2 separate regions of the Mus musculus genome follow, and region 1 is linked to region 2. Evidence: chromatin contacts called from ENCODE POLR2A ChIA-PET data. All regions are on one chromosome and are shown on one strand. The core of a region is the stretch at or near the end of the contact, and the rest is flanking DNA. Distances in the headings are between cores, read along the strand shown. Region 1 holds the start of Adam9 (a disintegrin and metallopeptidase domain 9 (meltrin gamma)). Region 2 holds the start of 5830408C22Rik (RIKEN cDNA 5830408C22 gene).

The links. ChIA-PET counts read pairs that join two places held with the same protein, here RNA polymerase II (POLR2A).
Region 1: POLR2A ChIA-PET joins it to region 2 with 30 read pairs in Patski. The contact joins the promoter of Adam9 here to the promoter of 5830408C22Rik in region 2. POLR2A ChIA-PET finds 5 or more read pairs at or near these places in 4 of 5 experiments (Patski and embryonic stem cell).

What each region holds. Positions count from the first base shown.
Region 1 is chr8:25,015,524-25,018,264 of GRCm38, reverse strand. Adam9 (a disintegrin and metallopeptidase domain 9 (meltrin gamma)) reads left to right here and starts at 1,343. Exons shown (of 22, transcript NM_001270996.1): 1 at 1,343-1,580. The coding sequence starts at 1,484. Tm2d2 (TM2 domain containing 2) reads right to left here and starts at 1,054. Exons shown (of 4, transcript NM_027194.3): 1 at 673-1,054; 2 at 112-199. The coding sequence starts at 896.
Region 2 is chr8:25,100,655-25,103,439 of GRCm38, reverse strand. It overlaps 5830408C22Rik (RIKEN cDNA 5830408C22 gene), which reads right to left and starts at 1,261. Exons shown (of 2, transcript NR_155282.1): 1 at 1,229-1,261. It overlaps Plekha2 (pleckstrin homology domain-containing, family A (phosphoinositide binding specific) member 2), which reads left to right and starts at 1,629. Exons shown (of 12, transcript NM_031257.3): 1 at 1,629-1,780.

The DNA of each region.
Region 1 (2,741 bases), core at 94-2,593, 85 kb after region 2:
GTAAAAAAAAAAAAAAAAAATCAAGTCTGTCTGTATGCCCTTCTGTAATTCTTTAACAGCACCCGGCCATGCTTCCCACGAAGGTGCCTGTACAAAGAACAAAATCCTCACCTTGAGACAACCATAACCAAGCTCCTGGGAGGCAGTTGCATTTCCAACGTGATCCACTGGGGCATCACAGTCTACGAACTCGTCGGGTCTGCAAATCAGTAAGATTTTTCATCAGTGCCTTTTGCCGATTGCTTCTGTGTCCGCACGCAATGCTATTTTCGTTCCTCTTTTAATATCTGTTCCTCCTTCTGTACTGGGAACTGGATACGCTAGAGGTGCTATCTACCTTTGAGCTACATTTCCAGCCCTTGAATTTTCTTTCTTTCTTTTTTTTTTAAATTTGAGACAAGTTACCCAGGCTGGCTGGTTGGCCTTGAACTCATCCTGTAACCAAGGCAGCAGAAAGGGTGCAGGAAGTGGAAGGGTTCTGTAGCCTACATTACTCCTTCCCAGTATCTACCACTAACACACAGTTTAATTGCTTTCTGTGGCAGGGCAATTGAGAGGCACCAGTCCCGGAATCACCTCCCCGAGGTGGAAGCAGCCTTCCGCTCCCACAACCAACAGCTATCCCTGGCCCGATCCCCCTCTAGGTCCGCCCGCCACGTCCCGGCAGCTTACAGGTAAGAGCAAAGGATGACTGGCGAGTTGGGGTCGCTGTATTCCCAGCTTGAGGCCGCGGGACCCTCGAGGTGAGCGGCGCCCGAGGGTGTGAGATCCAGTTCGGCCGTAGCATTAAACGAGTGGCTCCGAGAAACACAGTGCAGCAGCAGCAGGTTCCCCAATAGCAGGGCCGCCTGGCCGCACAGCAATAGGTAACTCACAGGGCAGCCGCCCAGCACCATCTTCCCGGGGGCCGGTCCTAGAGACCTGGCCTAAAAACAAAGCCAGGCCGCCACGGCCCACCGGAGCCCGGCGCTGTCAGGCCTCTCTCTACGTCGGGTACGCAACCCTCCGTTCCACAGCCAACCCGTGCGCAGCTCGACGCTCCGCCTGCCACTACGGCCAATCAGAAACGGCCAGGGGAAAGGTGTGGCCTGGCTTCGCTCCGCCCTCCAGTAGACCCTTCACTGCTGCACGGAGCGGAGGGAGGGTGGAGCTTCCCTTAGCCCCGCCCTCCAGCCCCTCCTACCTTCTCTAGTCTCCGCTGAGCGGGCGGAGGGGCGGAACAGCCGGGCGCGAACTGGAGCGGCGGCGGCGGCGGCCGCCGGTGGGTTGGCCAGACTGTATTTTCCCTACGTCAGCCTCTGGCCGCGGGATCGGGAAAGGGGCGGGGTTTTTGGGGGGGGGGGGGTTGCTGCGTCAGTGCCGCGCGCGTGCTCGCCGAGGGCGAGCGCCCCGCCAGCCCGGGGGCCCCCGCGGGGTTGCAAGGATGACCGAAGGGGCGGAGGCGGCGGCCGCGCGTTGAGCGGAACCTGCCGAAGCCCTCGCTATGGGGCCGCGCGCGCTCTCGCCCCTTGCCTCTCTGCGACTAAGGTGGCTGCTGGCGTGTGGCTTGCTGGGCCCAGTCCTCGAGGCCGGGCGACCAGGTGGGTGCCGGACGGGAACCGTGCTGTGGGGAGTGAGTGCTGGGTGGTGAGGGCTGCGAGGCGGACCCTGGGCTCCGGCTCCCCTGTCAGCGCTGACCCGGAGCCCGGTGGCCGGCGGCCGGCTGCACTGTGGCGGTGCGCTCGCTACTCCCGGGCTGCAGCGAGTGCTTTGCGGGTGGAGTGGCTGTCACCAGCTCTGGGCTGGGAGATGGAACTTTTGCTTCAGTCTATCAGGATTTGGGGTTTGACGTTCGCCGTCTTGGACGACTCAGCAGTAGGTCCACAGGGATCCCGATGGAGAAGAGGGCGGGTTTTCCTTGGGCCGTTTTTTTTTTTTTTTTTTTTTTTTTTTTTGTTAGTAAGGATACTTAAAATAATAAAATCAACGAAACGCTACGTTTCTAGAGCCTGTAGTTCAATCTATCTAAATCTGGACAAAGAATCTCTGCTCTGTTTAACCCAGGGGATTATCGGAAAGAATTAAATTACTGTTCGCCAGCACATCTGAATTGTGAAACTTCCCGTAAATATGTAAGATATTTATATTGTGGATGATGAAACTGAATGGGAACACACTAGGTTCTTTTTTTCCTGGAAATAAGTTATTTATTTCATCCTTTGTATTAAATTAGTGTTTGCATGGCTTAGTTATCTCTTTGAGCTCCGGGAACACTATGGACAATAGAAGGCTTTACAAAATTGTTGCCTTCAAAGGTGATGAGTGTAGATTTGAGTTCAGGACCGCTGACCTTCACGAAACTAATTACAGCTTCTTGTCTTTGGCTTTCTCCTTTTTAATTAAGTTAGCGTCCTCCTGGAGTTTATAAATACTGACAAATTTTCAATGGGATGCTTCCAGGACGTGTCTGATGAAACGTGCTGTTCTAGTTAACAATATCGCTATGAAAGGAACTGAAATTTTAATAATCTCTAACTTCTTGTGTTTGCCAGCAAAAACCAGATTATATTTTTAGTACATGTATATGTTTGTTGTTACACATGGGCATAAAAATGAATGGAATATCCTTGTGTTCTTCAGTTGCTGCTGCAATGGGCCAGCTGCTCACATAGGCATGAGTATTCGCTTTGGAAATCTATCCAGCCTTCATCAGGAAGGAAACCCATTCCTGATGCTTTTGGAGGATCTAAAGGGTGACCATG
Region 2 (2,785 bases), core at 12-2,511:
AACCCCGCAAGAATTGACTCGCTTGACCCAGATATAGAAACTGAGGCACTGAGCGGGGTCACGGGTCACCAGCTGCCTAAGGAATGGGAGCCGGTTAGGAGAAATGCTACTTGAAGCCCCAATGCAGGGCAAGGGACCTCCTCAAACGTACAAAATTGACGTTGATGTTTATTTCAAGGGAAATGGCTCCCCTCTCCCCACCTCGTTTTCTTTTCCTTCCTCATTCAGAGCATAATGTTCTAAAGCAAACGTCTTTTTTTCACACCTGAGCGAACTGGGCGGCTCATTTTCGCTTTGGCTATCAAAATAGAAGAGGAAGCGCCTGCGGTTTCATCAGGGGAGCTTTCGGGGCGTGTGCTGCCGGGCGTCCCGCCTTCCTGCCGGCTCACCTGGCTGCAGCCCTCAGCCCCCAGGCTGCCAGGCTGCCTTTGCCTCGCACCGTACTTCCCACCCGCGAAGCCAGGCCTAGTCCTGCAGAGCTTCCGGGGGCGACTTTTTCACTACACACTCCGAGTACCTTGGACCCACACGGCTGACATCAGCATCCTCCTCCCCGCCCCCAGCCCCCAAAGCCGCATCTCTCGGTGCTCGGTCCCTGGGCTGACAATTTTACCGTAAAATTGAGTCCACTTTGTCTGCCTGGCGTTACTTATATTTAAATGTCAATGTCTCCACGAGGGAGGCCTGCGTTAGACCGGACAGACCTGCCCTCTACTGACTGGGGACCCAGAACAAGTTACCTAATGTCTTGGAGTCTCGGTTTCCTCATCGGCCCCAGCACCGGATTGATACCTACGGGTTGCTGTGTGACTGAAGGGCGAGGGCGCTGGAGTTCTGTCTGGTCACCCTAGGCTGAACCTATCGAATCCAGCTTCTCTTTCCCACTTCTCTCCGTGCTCCAAGAAGGGCCAGGCAAGCTGGGTCAGGGCGTTGGCGACCCTCTTAGCTCCGGGGGGTGCACTTTAGACCGCAGGGGGCGATGCGTTCCTCTCTCCACCCCTAAACTCCCAACGCCCCCTCGCCCTCCGGGCAGCCGCGGTTTGGGCCGGCTGCACAGTGCGCAGAAGTAGGCTCGGGACGTGACGGTCGAGCACCCCATCGCGGACACCTGCTGCAGCCGGGTTACATCCCACCAACCTCCTCCCCCCCGCCATCCCCCGCTGCTGTCCCCTCGAGGTCTCCGCACCCCTCTCCTCCCCCCTGGAGGCCCGAGGAGCATTGTACTCACATCCGGGGCTGGGTTTTGCTTTAATGTGAAACGAAATTAACCCGGAAAAAAAGAGTCGAGAGACGGCCTTGGAGGACAGCTGAGGATAAGGGAGAAGTGTGCCGCAGGACAGGCGGGAAGCGAAGCCCCGAGGCGCAGAGCTCTGGGACCCGATGCGACCCTTGCTGCGCAGAGCGCGGTGAGTCGGGCAGAGAGGCGCAAGGGTCCGGGCGCGGAGGGCAGAGAGGGGAGCAGGGCGGCTGGGTTTGCTTGGTGGCGCCAGTCCGGGTGGTGGACGGCGACCGGAGGTGGCCCAATGGGCCACCTCCCCTAGCTCCCAGGAAAGCCCCAAATGCAGCCCCTCCTCCAGTGCACTGGCGCCTCCTGGGTGACCAAGGTCGCCACCGCCAGGGGTCGGGCTGTGGGGTGGGGCGTGTGGGGGCGGTGTCCTGTGGAGCTGCAGATTCTCACGTTTGCAGCGGCGAAACTTCTCCGAGGTTCAAGCACAGGGGTGGTAGCCCCTCAAGGACTGCCCGGGCAGCGGGTAGGGGAGGAGCGCAGAGAACGTCCCAGGCAAGTCCCTCAGGCACGAGTTGGGTGTTGGAGCCTCTTCCTTCTCCTTCTCACTCCTTTTTAACTTGGCGCGGGCCTAGAATGCTACCCTGGGGAGACTCCTCCTTTCGTCTGCTCCCGCCATGGGCTTCTGGGATTCCTGGCAATGGAGGTGACTTGGTGGAAAACGTAGGTCGGTTCCAGGTTAGGTAACCCTTTCGAGGGGAAGCCTCAAAAGGCTGTCCCCTTTAACGTCCGCGCTTCCCTGTTCTGCTCAGCCATGGAGACTTAAAATTTAAAAGGAAAAGAAAAGAAGAAAGGAGAGATGGGGCCAGGTCGTGTGGGAAGGGAAAAAAAGTATCAGGGCATGACCAGGGCACCCTTGTACACCTTCTGCCCTGGGCAGCCCTGCCCCGAGTCTTTCACCTTTAAGGCTTCCTTCCTTCGTGAACATCTTCCGTTTGTACTCCTTCTGTCCCTGATTGGACTCAATTAAGAGTTTTTCAGAGGCGCATAAACACTAGAGGAGGAGCAGGGGAGAACGAACCAGTTGCGGCTCCTGGGAGCATTTTGGTTTGCAGTAGAGGCTGAAGTTCCAAAATTGTGCTAGTGTTCTTAATGTCTTTGATTAGCTGTCCCCCATCCCCCACTCTTTCTTTGTTGCCTCCCACTCCTCCACCCCCCCACCCCCCTCCAGGAGGAGTATAACGCTTCCAGCAACAGCTAAGCAGAAGACACAGGAAGGGTAGAAGTTTTATCTTCAACTTGGTTGCATCTAGTGACTTGTTAATAATAATGATAATAACTTGGTAATAAGAACGTACTGAGTTAGCAGTGGGCCAGCAGCTCACCGGGTCTTTAGGGAGTTGTCAGACTAGTGAAGGACCCTGGCTGTGCAGAGCATCAAACTGGAGTCCCTGGTGTTTGGAGAAGCCAGAGGAGGATTTCTGAAGCATAATCAGTGGCCTTGGCAGAGTTTAGCTTTCCCTGGGTGCTGCCTGAGGCAGGGTTCTAAGAAGAGTAGAG